Regions from separate parts of the Mus musculus genome. Here regions 1, 3 and 4 are each linked to region 2. A link is a loop called in an ENCODE intact Hi-C map of the cell type or tissue named here. Cell type or tissue: heart. All regions are shown on one strand. Region 1 has its middle 28 kb from the start of Gm40726. Region 2 has its middle 55 kb from the start of Gm33919. Region 3 has its middle 97 kb from the start of 1500009L16Rik. Region 4 overlaps Gm34043 (a long non-coding RNA gene).

Evidence for each region. Hi-C counts contacts between places; a loop is a spot of excess contacts. Peaks named below come from ENCODE experiments on the same cell type or tissue, not always from the same donor. Only the 100,000 strongest peaks of a DNase experiment are listed, where the experiment ranks them.
Region 1: it touches region 2 in a loop (13-fold over the local background); 5 of 42 quality-filtered maps call a loop at or near these places.
Region 3: it touches region 2 in a loop (3-fold over the local background); 3 of 42 quality-filtered maps call a loop at or near these places.
Region 4: a loop joins it to region 2, with 6 times the contacts of the local background. A loop is called at or near these places in 4 of 42 quality-filtered maps.

What each region holds. Positions count from the first base shown.
Region 1 is chr10:83,998,039-84,003,038 of GRCm38, reverse strand. No RefSeq gene overlaps it. Among named protein-coding and RNA genes, the nearest start is that of Gm40726, 28 kb to the left of the region's middle. In heart, no CTCF peak of the experiment used is centred here; a DNase peak (open chromatin) is centred at 2,428.
Region 2 is chr10:83,869,757-83,874,756 of GRCm38, reverse strand. No RefSeq gene overlaps it. Among named protein-coding and RNA genes, the nearest start is that of Gm33919, 55 kb to the left of the region's middle. In heart, no CTCF peak of the experiment used is centred here; a DNase peak (open chromatin) is centred at 2,856; H3K27ac peaks cover 708 bases.
Region 3 is chr10:83,817,496-83,822,495 of GRCm38, reverse strand. No RefSeq gene overlaps it. Among named protein-coding and RNA genes, the nearest start is that of 1500009L16Rik, 97 kb to the right of the region's middle. In heart, a CTCF peak has its summit at 2,666 (motif pointing left); a DNase peak (open chromatin) is centred at 2,635; H3K4me3 peaks cover 346 bases; H3K27ac peaks cover 271 bases.
Region 4 is chr10:83,934,904-83,939,903 of GRCm38, reverse strand. Gm34043 (a long non-coding RNA gene) reads left to right here. Exons shown (of 3, transcript XR_380636.3): 3 at 1,687-2,168. Among named protein-coding and RNA genes, the nearest start is that of Gm33980, 3.9 kb to the right of the region's middle. In heart, no CTCF peak of the experiment used is centred here; a DNase peak (open chromatin) is centred at 2,503; H3K27ac peaks cover 375 bases.

The DNA of each region.
Region 1 (5,000 bases), 130 kb before region 2:
GCAGATCAGGGCTGGAGAGATGGTTCCATAGATACATACACTTGGTGTACAGCAAGGGAACCTGAGGTCAAGCTCTAAGCACCCATGTGAAAATCCAGGCATGACTATGCAAGTGCCAGTCACCTCAGAGCTGTGGAAGGCAGAGATAAAAGGATAGCTGGGGCTTGCAACCCAATAGCCTAGCAAGCAAATAAAGGACCCAGTAAGAGACCCTGTCTCAAGGGAATAAGGCAGAGAGTGGTATACTAGAGTACCATTCTCCTCCAGCCTTCGCTTGTGCACACACACACACACACACATGCACACACACACATGTGCACACACACATGTGCACACACACATGTGCACACATGCAGATTTATTTATCTTCTCCACCTCCTTTTCTAGTAGTGGTCATTATCTACCATGTGACAGTCATTATATATAAAGATTTTACATATTTCTTACCAAAAGGGTTGAGCCATACTCATTAATTATTGTTTACTCAAAAAGGGAAATGATGAGTTACACATCTATGGTCAAGACTAATACTTATCAATTCATTAATACTCATTATGTACTGCGTGTGTCCTGGGCTCTTTCATTTTTCCCAGCTCAACATACCACACAAACATTATTCCCTGCTATACCCGCAGGGAAACAAGAAGGCAAGCAGCCGGCCCCAGAATCTGTAACTTAGGACTGCTTGAAGCAGTGCTGGAATGCAGGAATCTCACCTTGAAAGGTGTGTTCCCCTGAGTCTCCCGTGCAGGAACATTTAACAGAACCACAGAAGCCTCGCATCCCCTGCCCTAGTGAATCCCTCTGACTCCATGAGTAACTGAGCTTGCTCTGATGTGACTGCTGATGGAGGCGTTGGTCTGAACTGAGAAACGTAAAACCACATGAGAAGGCCAGACAGTGGGGGAAGCTCCCCGGGGTCTTCCTCAGCTCCAGGGAAGCGCGCTGCGTGAGGTTCTAAGGCTCCGGCTGCATCCATCCATCTCCCCAGAAGTATGAGGACTTGGTGAGGCCCTTTCTGAGCTGTACTCAGACAGACTCCACACTCAATCTGGGCCCCTAGCTCCAGCGCTTCTTCTTGACCCCACATTTTTCTCACTAAAGCATGCACCGGGCTCTGGAGTTCAGCCCTGCTCAGGGACTATCTAGTTTAACCTGTGAGCAGTTCTAAAGCATAGAACACCAAGACCCAGGAAGGTCAGGCTAACAGTCCAAAGCCAGTAAATAGAGAAACTGAGATTTGAAGCCCGGCTTGTCATCAGAGCCCAACATTTAAGCCCTTTCATTAAGTTCCTTATCCCAAGTGTACAGATTATCCCAGAGGAAGAATTTCACCCACGGACCTTCCTTGGTTCAGGTGTTCATTAAGATCTTAGTGTGAGTCCTGTTGTATGTTATGCCCTGGCACGGAGGGTCAGGGACCACCTGCTCTATTCAGAACAATGTCTGTGACCAAGCCCTTGTCACTAGGCTTGAGACGTTCACTACAACCATGGAAAGCCTTCAAGGCCATCTGGCCCAGTGAAAAAGGGCATAGGATTTAAACTCAGTCATTGGGAATGAAGGACAAGAGCCTCATTTCTTGAGCTCCTACAGTTTAGGGTAAACAGGCTGTCTCTGCTCAACCCCACACACAGCTAACTCCTCCACGTGCCCCCCTTGTCTCTCTGTGACTCAGTTTCTCTAACTGTACAAAGCAGGTACTGACGAAACGTGCTTCTCTTGCCTGGGGAAGGCACGTTTGCAAATTCCTTGGGACAGGGATGCCCTGGAGAAACTTTTGTTCTTTCAGCCCCAGCCCCTGTGTGGCCCCTAGGATGTAGAGCTTACCTCATATTGATAAAATATGAGCATTAACTACAGTCTTTTTCCTTAGCTGTAAAAAGCACAGCTATTTCTATCTCCCCCTCCAGTGACTAATTCTAGAGGATAGCTTCAATAAACAGAAAAAGGCTCCAAGGCCATGAACAGTATTCCATAGCTTTAATGACCCTATTATGTATTTGAATCTCCACTTACATGCCCATTAAATGGGTAGCCTCCTGAGACCTCCTTGGTATTGTATTGTGGGGTAAGAATACTGTGTAAGCAATGAATGCTGCACAACTGTAATTTAACACCACTCCCCCCCCCCCACCCGCTTCATCATATTTCCCGGTCTCTGCTTCATCACCACTAACCCCATCATCTCTGCCCTTAAAGTGCCAAGGAAGCCACCCTCCTATTTCCCTGTGCGTCCTGGCTTCTCCTCTTTGCCCTTCTCAGCTGTCCCAGGATCCCTCACAGTCCCCTGCACATCACATATCCTCTGTGACTCAGGACAGTCCATGTTCCTCCTCCTCACCACCCCACCCCCTGCCCGCCCCAAGGCACCTGGCAGGAAACTCTTCCCTTCCCTTCTCGCCCTATTCCCTTAGGTGACATGCAGTGCACAGGGGTATTATTTCTCTTGGCATAGGTATCCAGCTGTCAAAGAGACAGATAGGTCTTGGCTGCAAGGCGGGAAGGGAGGTAAGGAAATGAGACCCGAATGGAAAAGGGCCCCTGGCCAGGAACTTGAAGAGGTGAGGAGGAGGGTGTGAATAGAAGCAGCAAGGGAATCAAGAACAGTGCAAAAAAAAAAAAAAAAAAAAGCAACCACGGATCTTTATTTGAGGATCCAGACTCTCCTCTTCTTACCCAAGGGAGCAAGTCCAAGCCACATACACAAAAACAGGAGGTCGGGGGTGGCTCTAAGGTGAAAGGTTGTCAGGCCTGGAGTCTCACGTCTTATTAATTTTCATTTGTATTTTTCACCTTCAAAACAGAAGATGGGGCTGGGCAGTGGTGGTGCACGCCTTTAATCCCAGCACTTGGGAGGCAGAGGCAGGTGGATTTTCTGAGTTTGAGGCCAGCCTGGTCTACAGAGTGAGGTCCAAGACAGCCAGGGCTACACAGAGAAACCCTGTCTGGAAAAAAAAAAGCCAAAACCCAAAACAAAAAACAAAAACAAAACCCAGAAGATGGGATTATGATAAAGGTTATGTTGCTGAATACCTCTAGCTGCTAAAACAGCCCTAGTGAGCTACTAGGAAGCCCCACACAGTATTGGCTAATTTCCCTGCTTTATCATTTATCGTAGCACTACATCAAAAGCACCAAGCAGGAGCTTGAGAGACAGTTCAGTCAGTGTATGCAAGCATGAAGACCTGAGTTCAGATCACAGTGTGAATGAATAATAGCCGGATCTGGCCGTGGCGTTTGTAACACTAGTGCAGGAAAGCAGAGATGACTGAATTCCTAGCACACACTGACCAGCTGGGCCAACCAATCTGTGAGCACCAGAGGAAGCAAGACCCTGTCTCAAAAGATAAGATGGGGAGATTGAGGAAGACACCCGATGTTGACCTCTGTTATCCAGGTACACACCCACCCACATGCACAGGAATGCGCCCACATATGCCTGTGTGTGCACACACACATTACAGAGGATGCAGAGTATAGATTTGGAAGCTAGACAGATTTCATCTCAAATTCTACCTTGGCTGCTTGCTGGCTCTGAGAATTTGGTTTAGAAACCACTTCTTTCAGCTCCCAAACCATAGCCACAGTGCAACTTCTCTGAGTGATATCTACAAGGTATTTCCTCTTTTTCTCTGTGTTTCTGAGCTGAAATAAAAGTAAAGGAGAGATGATGTTACCTTCTGGGATACTTCTGCCTCTTATGCAGAATTTGGGTGAATCAGAAGGCTTCTAGGGCACTAGCCACCACTCCCAAGATGGGGGGATGAGGAAAGAAAGGGCCAGAGTGTCTGAGAGATGGCGGACAAGGGCAGTGGCCATAGAGTTGTCCCTGACTTGTGGACAGGACACTGGCTGTGGAGTTGGAATGTCTTCGTCACATGGATCTGCTGTTTTCCAGCTGTATGACTTTGGGGCAGTTGCTTCTGTTCCACAGCACTTGCATTTGGGGGAGAATCAAATGAAGATGTCTGAGCCTGGAAAGTTAGTCAGAATCCTTCTGTTTGCCCTGGACAGAAATAAACTGGAAATCAGGTTAAACAAAAGTAGGGACAATCTCAGACCAAGAAGCATCTACATTGGGCTCAGTTTCCAAGTCACAGGCTCCCACCCTTGCCCCCTCCTCACAGGATCCCACTCTTGCCCTTCCTCTCTAACTCCCTTCTCCCTACCACCCATGATCTCCCCCTTTTTTTCATCACAGCCTCAACCGTTACCCACAAAGTTTATTCTACTTCATTTCACCTAAGTCCTGTTTGCTTTTCCAAAAACGCATGGTTTCATTCCACCCCCACCCCTCCCTCCCCATAAGCTGTGTCCATGGAAAGTCAAACTCCGGAAATAGAAGCTTCATCAATCCTTTGGTCAGGACTTTGACAGACTTGCTTAGAGTTTTCGAATCCTCACCCTTATCTGATCACTTCCCGTGTTTACTCTTCCAGCCAGTTGGCCTACTACTGTTTGTGCAGATTGAGTTCAAATTTACTTTCCTGTGAGCGACAGTTAAACATCAGCTTCTTAGGAAGCTTCTGGAAGGGCAACCAGATCTAGGTTAAGAGATATGACATCCTACTTGTGGCATTCTGGAAGGTGACCTCAGTGCTCTCATTCAACCTTTATCCACTCCCACCTAAACAGATCTACATGTAAACAAACCCTCTGTTTCTAGCTACCTGCCTCCCCCATCCCCCAAACCAATATGCACCCCCCCATACAACGGGAAACTGGGCCAGCCTACATGTCTTGACTCAGGTATGACCCCAGGAAATAGGTCCCTTTTCTCTATCCCCATGATAATTTAGCAAAACATAATATTCTGGTTAATTTAACTTTCCATTTGACACAGCCTAATGTCATCTCAGAGGAGACCCTCAGCTGAAAAAAAATTGCCTAGATTAGATTGTCCTCTGGGCATGTTCACGGGGATGTCATAATTGTTAATTGGTGTAAGAGGGCACAGCCCACTGTAGGCAGTCCCATTCCCTAGGAAGGTGGCCTTG
Region 2 (5,000 bases):
TCCCACCTATGTGTGATCAAGCACACCCTGTGCAGTTGGGACAACAAACCTTATTAACTGAAGTGTAGACATAGAGCTTTTTCTCTTACACGAACTATAGCCCCAGCATTCCGGGAAGTTATCTGTCCATGAGCAAGTGGGGCTCACAGGTTACAGCCACTTTGGTTTTATAGCTCTCTTACACACAGTAATTAAAACTTCAAACATAACTTTCAGCCTCACAGAATTTCTTGGCACTCTGCTTCAAAATGTTGGAAAACTCGTCTCTGTTTCCCTAGTGCCAGCTGTGATTGGAGCTATGACTGTTGTCATGGACCCCAACATGAGTAGGGCGTACTGGGTGAGTGCTGTGTGCACCCCATTTAGAGGAAGAAAACTCGGAGATAGGTCCTGTGGTGTATTAGTCATTTTTCTCATTGTTATGAACAAATACCTGATGAGGAGCAACTTAAGAGAGGAAGAGTTGATTCAGGCTCATAATCTGAGAATCCAGTCCACTGTGGTGAGGGATATGGAAGCAGTGTGGCTAAGCCCAGGGTAGAAGGAGCAAGAACTCCTTGATCACATCTCTGAGGAGCTGAATACTAACACGAGCTCTCTTTCTTTTTTTCTTTCTTTCTTTTTCTTTTTTCCTAGAGTCTATCCAAGCTCCCAGCCCGTGGGATGATGCCACCCCCATTCTAGATTTGTCTTTCCCCTTCAATTAATTCTTTCTGAAACTCTTACAGGTATGTCCAGGAGTGTAGCCCCAATCTCCCATATCATGCTCAATCCAGTCAGGTTGACTGTGTGGTGGGAGGTGGTGCACTGGGGACTGGGACATGAGGACACAAGGCAGCTGGTCACAGTAGCTGCAGTCAGGAAACAGTGAGATGTGTGCTGGGTTTCTGGTCAGTTTTTAATTTTGACTTTTTAAATTGTATTTAGCCTGGGGCCACTGTCCACGGGATGATACTTTTCACATCCAGGGTATTTCTCTCCATGTAGGACAAACTCCTCCGGAAACCCCTTCAAGAGACACACGGACAAGTTTATGTCCTACGTGATTCCAAGTCAGGTCAAGTTGATGATGGTCAGTAACCATCACAGAACTCCTGAACCAGCACTACCACAGCCACATAGTCACCAGCATCCCAGAGATCCTGCACCAGCACTACCACAGCCACATAGTCACCAGCATCCCAGAGACCCTGCACCAGCACTACCACAGCCACATAGTCACCAGCATCCCAGAGATCCTGCACCAGCACTACCACAGCCACATAGTCACCAGCATCCCAGAGACCCTGCACTAGCACTACCACAGCTACATAGTCACCAGCATCTCAGAGACCCTGCACTAGCACTACCACAGCTACATAGTCACCAGCATCCCAGAGACCCTGCACTAGCACTACCACAGCCACATAGTCACCAGCATCCCAGAGATCTTGCACCAGCACTACCACAGCCACATAGTCACCAGCATCCCAGAGACCCTGCACTAGCACTGCCACAGCTACATAGTCACCAGCATCACAGAGACCCTGCACTAGCACTGCCACAGCTACATAGTCACCAGCATCACAGAGACCCTGCACTAGCACTGCCACAGCTACGTAGTCACCATCAGCAAGCTAGTTCTTGATACCAACAATTACCGCCAATATTCTCATGGCAAGTCAACACTACCTCTACTCAGCATTTCCAAGATCTACTCATCTTCCTCATTACAAGTCACTGCTGTCATTCCACTCTCTGCCATCACAGAGTAGAAAGTAGACATCTCTACTACTCAAAGCATGAACACCATTGTGACCACCATTCTAATGATTGACACCTTGATTAAAACCCTAACTACTACCAGCAACAGCGCCATCGTTATTTCCATCTTTAAACAAATCGTCACCATCATTGTCACAGCATCACCACATACACAACAGTGTCTACTGCTACTGCAACCATGACCACCATCACATGGCCGCCATCACATGATCGCCATTGCCACTATCACCACTACTGTAATAGAATCCTTAGTACACATGTACTGTCAGTACCATGACTACTACTAGTACTGTATCCACACCCTTCCTCCTCAGCATGCTCCCAAAGCCTGGTGTGTGTGTTTTATAAATCTTAGAATAATGTGTACATTTTGTACTGAGTAGTTACTGCCTCAAAAAAAAAAAAAAAAGGACACAGACTTGTTCGTTTATGCATCTCTTCACACAGCAATGGCGTGAGTCAAGGCATTAATGAACTCTTCAATGAGTACTATAAGGAGAGATCATATATGCTCCCCCCCATTGTGTAATGAAGGATATTTTTACTATGTAGCCCTGTTTTAAAGATGAAGACTCTGGGGTTAAATAACTTACCCAAGGCCACAATTAGTAAGTGGCTGGACTAAAGCACGGAGCCAGTCACTGGACTCCAGGGTCATTGTTACTAATTACCACAGTGTATTTTGTCCCAGCTTTTCCTGATGTTTCTAGCTGTGAGAGAGATCACAGAGGAAAAGTAGATACCTCTGGGGAACCTCAAAATCTCAGGAATGTGGCTTGCCTAGGTCCTGATTGGGCAGCTTGACAACTGAATTGGCTATGTCCTGACAATGCCCTCCTTTAAAAAAAAATCCCCACTTCTCAGGGGACATGTTCAAGCCTAGGTTAAAGGTTGATTGTTCTAGCTTGTTACTAATGAGCTTCCTGTCTTCAAAGAAGAAAACAAAGGCTCTCCAATAAACACAGCTAAACAGCTGATTCCCAAGGTCTGAAATGCCCAGAACTCCTAAGGGAGTTGAGTTCGAGTGTGTGCTCCTCACACGGGCCAGAATAATGGCAGGAAGCTGTCAAGGAGCCTGATGTGTGGGAGGACTGCATTCACACCACAGGGTTGGGCCTCTGATGCTGCCAGAGAAGCACCACCCCTGGACTCCATGTGACCAGCAGTGGACTCCACTAATGCCTTCAAAACATCCCCTCCCAGTTCCAGCACTGCTAGAGCTAGCAGGAGGAATCTGCAAAAGACATCGTGCTCAAGAATTCTGTGTGTGTGTGTGTGTGTGTGTGTGTGTGTGTGTGTGTGTGTGTACCACCTACCTAGTTTTATTCTGAGGCAGGGTACCCACTGGCCTGGAACTTGTCAAATAGACTAGGCTGTCCAGTAAGCTTCAGGGATACATTTGCCTCTGCCTTCCTAGTACTTAGATTACAAGGGTGCCACTGCTCTCAACTTTTCTTTCTTCTCCTCTTTCCTGCCTACTTTCTCCTCCTCCTCTTCCTCCTCCTCCTTCTTCTTTTTCTTCTTCGTCTTCTTTCCCCTTCCCTTCTCTCCCCTTCCCCCTCTCCTCTCCCTCTCCCTTCTCCCTCCTCCTTCTCCTCCTCTTCTTCTGTGGGTTCTAAGGATCAAACTCAGGTCCTCATGTTTACATGGCAAGTACTCTACTGACCGGGACATCTTTCCAGTCCTCCTACTATATGTGTATACACACACACACACACACACACATATGCTTTATTATAAAGACCTTTGCGATTAAAAACAAAACTAAACAACACACATACAAAACAAACAAAAATAAAACCAAAACAGCATCCATCAAGATTGGCCAGACCCAAAGTCTGTACATTGCTGCTTCTTTTAAGTCAAGAAATGTAGCCAAGGTTTCCATCCACACTGACCTTACACAGCTTTGCATTCTGAGGGAGACACGTGGGAAGCTGTGAGCCCACTGTTTCCCCTGCCCTTCTGGGACCCTGTAATATTTTCATTTATGGGCGTTAACTGTATGCTACCTGCCACATTCAGTATTTCTCTTCATTGTATCAGCTGATCTCCTGACAGCCCAACTAACCACGTGTGAGAACAATAATGAAACTGGTGAAGGGAAGAGGAGGAGAGTAATGGAGAGGGGTAGGGAAGAGGGGGAAGGGAAGGAAGAGAGAGGGAAGATGGAGGAGGAAAGGTGGGTTGAAATCAAGAGGTTTGGGCTCTGCTCTAGACTCTGTCCCTGAGACATGATTCAAGTCTCTTCACTCCCATCTCTGGGCCTCTGTTTCTGTGGTTACAAAAGACTGGAGAAACTTTCCATTAAGGTCTCAGCCAGCTCTGGTATGCAGGGAACCCACTGTCTCGTAGGCGAGACAGGACCAGGCTATGTTCTATTCCCTGTGATCTGGGGCCTACCGAGCAGGAGGGTATGCACATAAGCTTGTACACTTGGAAAGGCAGCTGCAGTACGAGGAGGAGGAGAGAGAAAGGGTGGTACAGAGTTGCCAAAGGATGCCACCAATTCTCCTTCCCTTAGAGTAGAGAATTTGGCAACCCTCAGGCTGTTGCTATTTGGCCTCAGACTCCTGCTCTTTCTGCTTCTATCCCCCAAGGGCTACTGTTACAGGTAAGTGCCTCGAGCCCAGCTTTATCAGAATATGTCTTAGATGAAGGAAGTGTACTTAGGAAGATGAGGAGCCAGGTTTGGAAGGCAGCTAGCCAGTCACCCTTCCTCTGTTCTGCACTGCACAGATCGCACCTTGACACACCCGTGGTACACCACCCGTTGCTCGGACTCCAGCTCAACCCTCCTGTTTTTCATCTTCATGTTCCTACAGTCTCCAGCTACTGCCTTCTGGCTACTATCCCTGGGCCCTTGCACAGTGTCATGCAGACAGTGTCATGCCCAGAGTTCTAAGTGACAGAAGGACACCCCTTGGCTCTCAGGTCCTCCTCTGGCTAACACTTTGTCAGCCAAATAGGAGGGGCAACTTTCTCTAAATGGAACACCAGTGCCCCATGCATGTACTAAGAGTTTACTCTTCTGGCTGAAACTCAGGAAGGTGGAACAGTGCAGGATGCTGGAAGTTAAGTGCCTGCTTAGTCAATCACTTATCTCTAAGTACCCAGTGACTTCCAGGATGGGGTGAGATACCTTGAAGAGTTTTAAAATAATGGCTGAGAGGTGACTCTGGAGGAAAGAAAGACTCCTTCCATCTAGGAGGTTTAGGGATGCAGATCAAAGTATG
Region 3 (5,000 bases), 52 kb after region 2:
CAGAGACCTTACCTCAAGTGTGCTACCTGCCCACTGGTGGCCTGAAACATCTGCAGCACCTATCTGTGTGAATCATGTGTGCTCTGTGTCTAAGGACAATTGATAGTGCCAGACTCTAGAGGGCCAGACTCACAAAACCCTCTTTGTTTTGTCAAAGGGAAACCACCATAAATTATCATAATTATTCACCTTTTCCCAACAGAAACATCCAAGGCCAGTGCATGCCTCTGGGATGAGGGAGAGTTGAAGCATCTCTTCCCTGGGTACTCTCTAACAGTTCTTGAGTTCATTCCCCAGTACTAAAAATATAAAAGAAAGAAGTAAAAGAGGGAGAGAGGGAAGGATGGAAGAAATGTGTAGGGAAAGAGAGAAAAAGAGGGAGGGAGAGGAAGGAAAAAGGTAGGAGGGTGCAGGGAGGGAGGGAAGGAGGAGGAGAGAGAGAAAAGAAAAAGAAAGAAAGAAAGAAAGAAAGAAAGAAAGAAAGAAAGAAAGAAAGAAAGAAAGAAAGAAAGAAAGAAAGGAAGGAAGGAAGGAAGAAAGAAAGAGGGGGAAGGGAAGGGAAGGGAAGGGAAGGGAAGGGAAGGAAGAAGGGGAAGGGAAGGAGGAAGGGGGAAGGGGAAAGGGGAAGGGAGGAGGGAAGGGGAAAGGAAAGGAAAGGAAAGGAAAGGAAAGGAAAGGAAAGGAAAGGAAAGGAAAGGAAAGGAAAGGAAAGGAAAGGAAAGGAAAGGAAAGGAAAGGAAAGAGGGAGGGAGGGCATTCAACTTGGGGTAGGGGCACAAGATGTTGTTATGCAGTCTGGCTGGGCTGCCTTCAAACTTGCTTTGTGGAACAACCAGACTGGCTGAAACTCAAAGCAGTCCACCTGCCTCAGTGCCTGAGTCAATGCTGAGATAGCAGGTTGGGTGTCAGTGCATCTGGTATAAATTCTATTTTTGAAGGTTCTTTTTTTTAAATTTTATACAAATTTTGCATCCTTCTCACAACAATCATATTTCTACATAAAGAAGTCTTTGGATATGTATCGGTTCAAGTACTCATCTCATCTCAACAAAGCCATCATCCACTGATGAAAGTTGTCGTCTGGCTTCTCGCATCCCAGGCATCTTGTGGCCTCTCCCACATTCAGCTCACCAAATCCCGGCCCAGACAATGACACATAACAACGGATTAGTGCTCAGCGACTGCCCAGCACCTGTTCTGAGTGTTCTACAAATATGAATTCAGCCTAGCAGCAACGTGGAGAGGTGAACTGAGAGTGATCTCATCGGTGCTGGGAGAACTGAGTCACCAGAGGTTATGAACTTGCCCAAAGTCACATACACTTAGGAATAGAGTTGGAAACTGTATGCTTCTCTAGTTCCTCCGTCCCCGGCACAGACCCTGAGCTGTCTGCCACTCAGTCAACAGAGTGCTTGTCTAGTTAGTGTGAACCAAGTCCAAGGTTCCACCCCCAGCACCCAATAAACTAAGCATACCTGTGATGCTAGCACTCAGGGAGGTGGAGGCAGGAGGATTAGGAATTCAAGGTCATCCTCGGCTACACTGCAAGTTAGAGGGGCCAACCAGGAACCCCTGAGACTTTGAAGAGGGGAGGGAAGATAAGTAGGCGCAGACTCTGGAGGAACTTGGACAAGTTGCATCTGTCGAAATTCTACATGCTCACCTCTGTAGCTCAGAAACGGTTGGATATCCACGCTAGTGAACCATTTGCCGCCACAGACAGCAAGCTACACAGAGGGCACTTCCACCATGTTTTCTCAACAACAACAACAACAACAAAAAATATCAGAGTCCACCCATCCATCAGCCCTAAAATTCTTTCACGCTGGCACATCTGTGCAGGGCATTGCCAGTTAACCATGACAAAGAAGGTCTGTTTTCATCTGTGGTGTGAGAAATTCTTTAAATCCAGAGAGAAGCAGAAAGGGGCTAAAGAATAAGATTGGGGGTTCCAACGGTTGTGTTGAAAACAGCGTAAAACAAAATAGTATGTGGCAAACTGTAGGGACTTTGTTTAGTGATGGTTAATGATATGCCTACGGGGTCCAGGAGGTAGAGTCCCAATCATACTCAAGAGTAGTGATGGGTGCTTTAAAGGTTCTGGGAAAAGCCAGAGAACCTAGGGAAGTGTCCTTCAGGAAAGCAGGGCAAATCAAAAGGGGCACTAGGACATTTGGCATGAGATGAAGAGTAATGGCCGCCTGTCTCTGGCTGGTCCTGTGCTCTGACCTTTTGAGTAAAAGGTTGTCAGCATCCAACTCTGACATGACCCAAGCGGTTTAAAGTCTTCTATCTAGTGAGGGACTGTACTGGCATCCGGCCCCACATGTCCTGCAAGCCCAAAGCTTTTCCCTTCTCAGTTTCTCTCAGGACACTTGGTCTCTAGTTGCAACCTGTGCTGTGTTCGGGGATTCACCAAGGCATGTCCAAAGCAGCAGCGCGGTAGTCCCGCTCCTAGAGGGAAGCCTTCCTTGTTTTCTCGTGCTCACTGTAAAGTGCGCATGGGTCTTTTGATTGAAATTTTCTGCTCTTTCTCTTGAAATTGCTTAATTGCGCCCACCCACCGGTAAGGTTCTTTATATCGGTGATGCTGCTGATCCTCTCTGTATCACTGTGCGGTACTTTTGAACGCCAGGTTTCCTTACATTTCTGTGAGGATGCTGCCCCCTGCAGCCCACTTTGAGCATAATAGCCATTGTGATGGATTATCTCATCTCGTTCCCACAACCCACGAAGTGAAAAACTGTTAGTATCCTCCTTTTTTGTTTTTTCAGAGGATAAATCTGACTTCCAGCAAAGTTAGGTAACTTGTCTTGGCAGAAACAGGCCACCTCTCTCCAGAATCCCCCGTACCAACACTGTTGTCCTGTGACAGGTATCCTCCATATTTAATCTGCCAGCTAACCGAAATTACTGGGGAAGGGGAAGCGAATTGACTCATTTTTGGCTGTGCGGCCCTCTCTGGGTCCATCCACAGTTCCAACAATAGCCCCGCGGTGTTAATGCAGATGCAGAGATATCCCTGGGAGAGCTTTGTGGGAAGGTGTGGTTGACTGACAACCAGCTGCCACACCCTCAGAATCTCTGCAGCACCTAAACTTAAGCCTTGCCCTCCTGGGGCTACTCAGCCAGCAACTGGGCACAAGCTTTCTAGACCCAAAGGGAGGTTTTGTTTTGTTTTGTTTTGTTTTGTTTTGTTTTGTTTTGTTTTGTTTTGTAGGTTCCAAGATGTATGGATTGCAGTGGCGCCTATCAGCATATCAAAGCACACGCTGACCTCAGGACTCCTTCACTTCATGTGCAAGCAACCTGCCCTCCTCCCTTCCTCCCCTACCTAACTCCCTCCAGCCCCTGGGATTTCCTCCTGCTCTCTCAAAGCTACCTAGCAGCTTCCTGCCTTCCTTCTCTCCCTGGGCAAATGTCAGGTCCACACTGTGATCTGAGGGTATGCCACAAACCAGGCTGTATCTTTGGGCTCACTGGTCAGCCAGTCTAGCCTGTTCCAAGCTAGTGAAGACACTGTGCCTCACAAAGATATTTTTTTCCTTTAAATGCAAACCGCTTGGAGAACAAAACTCAGTGTTGTCCCCTGCATCACACACACACACACACACACACACACACACACACACACACACACACACCCTACCATTGAAATGTAAGTGCCACTGTAGAGAGAAGACTTTTATGAGGTGACTAGGGCCTGGGGACCTGGCCCTCAGGAATACAGTAATACCTCCAGCAGAGAAGTGGATTGGTAATCACAGGAATAGGTTCAGATCAAAAGCTAAGTCATCCCTGTCCCCAAGCTCCTGTCTCTGTCCCTCTCCCCCACATCCTCACGCCATCTGAAACCTCTGCCTTGTCCAAGCACCGTGTGCTTGGCTTTCCCAGAGTTCTGAGCCAAAGAGACCTGCTCTTTATAAATTGTCCAGCCTCTGGTTGTCTGTTATAGCAGCACAAAACAAAGATACTGGATTTGCATCTCTCTAAAAGGACCCCCACGGAGTTTAACAAGGAGAATCTATAATTCTTTCTCTCTCTCATTATTTCGTACTTGTATGTGTGTGAGAGAGTGTGTGTGCATGCACATCTGCCACTGTGCACGAATCAAGATCAGAGGAGAGTTTTCAGGAGTCTGTTCCCCTTTCCTACCTTGGTAAGGCAGGCTCTCTCTTGTTTCTGCCAGGCCAGCCCGTGAGCTTCTGGTTCTCTTGTCTCAGCTCAGGGCAGCTCAACACAACATCCTTTTCCACCAAGATGACTAGGACCAACGACCGGTCACTGGGATGGTGACGAGTCTCTGGCATTGATGCTCCAATATAGGGAGTCTGGGGAAGGCAGTTTCTCACGCCAAGCCCTCATGGAACATTTTTCACACCTCTCTGCAAAGGCCTACACACCCCCCACTGCACACACACATTCAAGTGTAATCCCTGCCCCTTTCCTTGGGCTTTGTGCTTCCTGGAGCAAGCTCTACACTAAGGAGATCCTTGCACACAGGGTGCATAAATAAACTGCAGACAAAAAAAATGAATGATAATGGCTTGAATGACTTCCAGGGACTCATTGAAATTCCATTCCCTGATGCACAATTCCTGTGCCTGTGTATCTAAGAGGAACCCAGCACCACCACACGGACAGTAGAAAGACCCCTTGCAGATTCACACTGTGGCCAGGGCCAAGGGTTTGGAGAGGCAGAACTCAGAGCATCTAATTGGCTCTCTCACAGGGCTGAAAGGAGGCTTAAGTGGAGGTAAGTTCGCTATCCGTCAGTCATCCTGTGCACCACTAAACCTTAAAACCTTGCTGAGCTCATTAGCTCATTAACTATTTGGAAGATACATTCTCCCCGCAAAGGCCAACCAGAGAGGAGACTATGTTTAGCCTCATGGGGTACTAAAAAGTAAAATAAAGGCAACAAACAGCCATAGATCACAAGAGATTGTGTCCTCAATTTTGCAAAAGTCCTTGGTGAATTCTAACTTCCTGGTTTTACC
Region 4 (5,000 bases), 65 kb before region 2:
AACACAGAGGTTTTTCTATTTTGCTTATTAGTGCTAATATCCATCCTATGTACTTGAAATGAGGTCAGAGGCATATTTTTATTCTTTCTTTTCATGAATGTGTGTAAATATGATGACATACTCAGGTGAACAGAAACACTTAAAAGAGCCACAGGGTCAGAGATAACCACTTTTGCTTGGCTAGGTCTTATTTCCATGGTAGCTACTGAAATGGGAGTGATTCACACATACTTCAATGGCAGTGAGGAGGCTCCTGCAGAGAGGGAGGTTCTGAGCTCCCAAGTGACCAAATGCATAGCTACCAAGGACGGAGGAAGACTATGGGAGCAAAGGTTGAAAGTCGGAGGACCTGAGGCAGGAGGTGTGCCATGTCTCCTCAAATGAGTGAGAGGACTATAGAAGGTTTGCAGCCATTACTGTGACACATAGAAGCGTGAGCCAGAGTATAGGGACTCCTGGGAGACCTACTTCATTCTCTCTGAATTCACAGGGCTGACATATTGCTTTGCTCTGTCATTTTGGTGCTTTTGTTGTTGTTGTTTTCCCAACAGTATGTAGTCATTGTGTCACACACACACAGACACACATACACACACGTGCATGCACACACATGCACACACACATTTATCCAAGATATTGGTAAGACAGACAAGTAAGATGAAACTCAGACAGGCAGAGGAATTATGAAAATGCTATGCTTAAGTACATACATTAGCATAAGTTACTTATTGGGAAAGAATTTGCAGTAGTTACAGGTGAGAGAGCCCACATCAAATGGAGGCTAAACAAGATAAAAAAAAATGTGTGTCATAAAAAAATTTGGAGGTAGACAGTTGTCTTAGGGTTTTACTGCTGTGAACAGACACCATGACCAAGGCAAATCTTATAAAGACAACATTTAATTGGGGCCGACTTATAGGCTCAGAGGTTCAGTCCATTATCATCAAGGCAGGTACATAGCAGCATCCAGGCAGGCATAGTGCAGGAGGAGCCTCTGCTAGCCTCTAAGAGAAGACTGACTTCCAGGCACCTGGGGTGAGGGTCTTAAAGCCCACACCCACAGTGACACACCTACTGCAACAAGGCCACGCCTACTCCAATAGGACCACATCTTCTAATAGTGCCACTCCCTGGGCCAAGCATATGCAAACCATCATAAAGGTAAAAGATTGGTTTGTCATCAAGGGTCTGAATTTCTTTCATCTTTTCCCCTGTGTCTTGTAAATAGTCGCAGCCTCAGAATCGATGTTGCTGTAATGCCACCCAGAACCTCCAAAATTCTAGATACAAGAAGGAGAAACTACAAACACTCTGTGATTGCAGTCTAGGGCTGCAGGATTCACTAAACAACCTCCTGTTACATCTTGGGCCAACCCTCCAAGCAAGCTAGTGAGTTAGCTTTTAACTAAACCCACTGATTCCCAGAGCAAAACCTGATGTTGGTAAGACCAAGGAAAGAACCAACATTGGATAGACAAATGGCAATATGTAACCCTGAAGAGAAATTTGTGAGATTCAGACACCAACTGTTAAGTCCAAGAATACAAAGGTTATAAAAGGAACTGTACGAAGAAGTTATTCGTGGATGTGTGGTTTCCTCTGTATCATTTTCCATGTCTTAGTCAATTTTCGATAAGGGGCAATATAATCAAATGGTTTTTTTTGTTTTTTGTTTTTTGTTTTTAGAAAAATTGATTCCCTTCTCAAGTGCGTACATCAGTGAACAAGACAAGAGGACGCCCCACACAGGAAGTGCGCCTGGAATTCAGCCCTTAGCAAGGAGAACCTGATTGAGAGAGATGTGTGAACCTTGACATGCATGCTAATGAGACACTGGTCAGATCTTGAACTTGCCTCCAGTCCACCTCCACTCTCCTCTGCCCTACCTCAGCCTCACACTTCCCATTTGTAAATCCTGGTATTAGCAAGTGGGAGATGCTAGAATTTCAACCCAGCTGAGTTTCTGTTTCCCCTCAACAACTGTGATAGTGCCCAGCATAGGAGTGGATTGGTCTGCTTTGGGCACCTCATCCAACCGCACACAGACTTTGACTGCAGCCCCAAAGACTCTGTTATGATCTCTCCTTTACCATCTCCTGTTTGTTTTATAACTGTGCTCACCATCAGCCCCATGTGGCTATTTCAATTGAAATTAAACAAAAACATTTTCAGCTTTTCAGTTATATGTTTGAGTTGGAGGCCGGAGGTTCTCAGTGTCCAAATTGGTTGGCAGGATCATTACTGTTCCCATTACTGAAGCACATGCTAAGCACTGGAGGGTGGCAATCACACACAACTCACCTGTGTGAGCCACGAGGCCCGCACTGAATGCGTGGGAAATGAACGCACCATCTAGTGCCTCCGATCTGACAGGCTGATGCTGGGTGGGAAAGGCGTCTGGCTGGAGATAACTTTTCAGCCAAGTCCCCAAGGTAATTACATGAATGGGTGGGTCAGGAAGAGCAGAGCACTCAGAGGAGGAACTGACGATGACCAGTGGGAAAGGCTCAGGGAATTGGAACCCGCCTGCTACTGTTCCCGGGCTCCTTTCCCGCTGCCAGCTAAAAGTCATGCGAGGCTGTGCTTTCTTATCAGGCTTCCTCCAGCGTGCACACAGCCTGCCTTGGGAGGGTAAAGTCTGGTTTTGACTAATTGGACTCTTGGCAGGTTGACAGTCAGGCAATTTTTAATTTTTTGATTTTTTTTTTTTTGCTTGTTTGCTTCATTGGTAAGTTTTGATTAGAGGTGAAACTAGAGGGTACCCCAGAGAATCACAAAGAGTTGTCCCAGAGATTTCCAGCCACAGTCAGCATGTGTACAGAACGCCAGTGAAAATGGATGTGTCTTCCTGGCCCTGGGGCACTGGAAGATCTCTGAATTCCTCATATAAGCTGTTCAACCCCCAGGGCAAAAGATTCGCAGCCAGGCCCTGCTGATTTGCTCCATAACTAGACCTGAGAGTCATCTTTTTTTTTCCCCTATTCACTCATAGGTTGAAACCAAGCCCAACCATCCACTAGTTATGTGAGATCTCTGAGTTTTCTTTTCTCTACCACAGGGGTAAACAGAGTCGGAAGCATGAGACAATCTACTGGAGGCAGAGTCCCACGGTAGCCAACTGCATGTGTCTGCTTGGCTAGGTCACAGGGTGACCAGAGATGTGGTGCAGCATCACTTTGGCTGTGTGTTATGGAGACCCTGGAGCAGTTCATGTCTGACGTAGGGAGAAAAGCAAGCCACACTTTCCAATGACAGTGGACTCAAGCTCTAACGGATCAAAAACCCAGGAAAGCTCTCTCTCTCTCTCTCTCTCTCTCTCTCTCTCTCTCTCTCTCTCTCTCTCTCTCTCTCTCTCTCTCTCTCTCCCCCCCCCCTCTTTCTCTTCACCCCCCCCCCAGCTAGAACAGCCTTCTTCTGCCTCCAGACATGAAATCCAGCTAGAATCTATTCAACTGGCTTTCCTGTTCCTCTGGCTCTCAGCCTCAGACCGAAATAGTGCTTCTGGCTCACCTGGGTCTCGACCTTATCCATGTCAATCACAGGACACAGCCTCTATAGTCGCCAGGAGTCAGTCTCTGTACTCAGCCTCCATCGGTTCTGTCTCTCTAAGGGACTCTGACGGACACATTGCCTAGTCCAGTGTCTCATCTGAAAGGCACTGTGTAATGGTTTGTTACACACATTAATAATAATAATAATAATAATAAATGTTTTCATTTTCCATATTACAAACATTTCTAAAGTTAGTCATTCTAAGGCTTGAAGGAGTAATTATGCTATGTCTCAGACTCTGGGACAAATGGCTGAGGAGCCTATTTAACAAATCAAGTAGACCTGACCACCAGATTTTCCCAGCATCCTTCAGTCCCTTCCTGTTTACATCCTGTCCTTCCCCCAGAGGCTCTTCCCTGTAGAATCCAAACACTTTAGTTACCTGCTCATTTTGTACCTCTGCCCTCTTGGCTGCTGTACCTGGTTCCCCTCTCTTCCTACCTCCCTTCCCTATCTCCGCCCCCACCCTCACCATGCCCCCTGTCCTTCTATCTCCTCCCATGGCTCAGGGTCATGTCTGAACTCTCCCAGATGGCCCGGCCTCTAGCTATGCTTTCCCACATGTCTATAACAAACTTTCTCCTCCACTATACCTAGGAGAACTCATTCTTTCCTTGTCCTTTCTGCCTCATTCACATATTAGCTGCCATTTATCAAGTTCCTACTTAACACTGATTTTTTTTTTTTGTTGGTTTGGTTTGGTTTGGTTTGGTTTGGTTTGGTTTGGTTTGGTTTGGTTTGGTTTGGTTTGGCTTGGCTTGGTTTGGCTTTGGTTTTCAGGGTTGTCAAAAACAGGGTTTTTCTGTGTAGCCATGACTGTTCTACAACTCAATATGTAGACGAGCTGACCTTGAACTCATAGAGATCCCCCTGCCTCTGCCTCCCAAGTGTTAGAACTAAAGAATGCCACCACTTCACAGCTAACAATAATCTTCATAACAGTTTAGAAGTGCCCCCTCATTACCTGCTATTTACCTCGCTTCTTCCCTGATCACTCAATGCCAGGAGGACTAGTGTGGTAGCCCCTTGTCTATTCCATCCATGCCTGGCCTCCCATATGGCAACAAATGCATCTTCTTAAATATCCAATCAGAGTCCATCTCCACCATGCCCCATACCTGCCAGGGGCTGCCCGTCGGACAGGCGGAAAGAGCTAGATCGAAGTCCATCACCAGTCACAGTTCTTCAGATGTGTACTCCATCCATTCAAGTGTGTGCTGTAATCATCCCTTCTGTGGAAACTGAGATTCACTTCACCGAGAGTAAAGAACTTATCACAGGCTGCCCAGCAGGCTGGTGGCCCCACTGAATATGAGGACATTGATCACATAGGTACTCAGCCCATTTGCAGGCTGGAGGCTTGGGAAGGTCCACGCTGTTCTCTCATCGTCTGGTCCCTTGGAGGTACCTTTCAGAGAGGAGAGTTCATGACATCCTTTGGTGTAGGG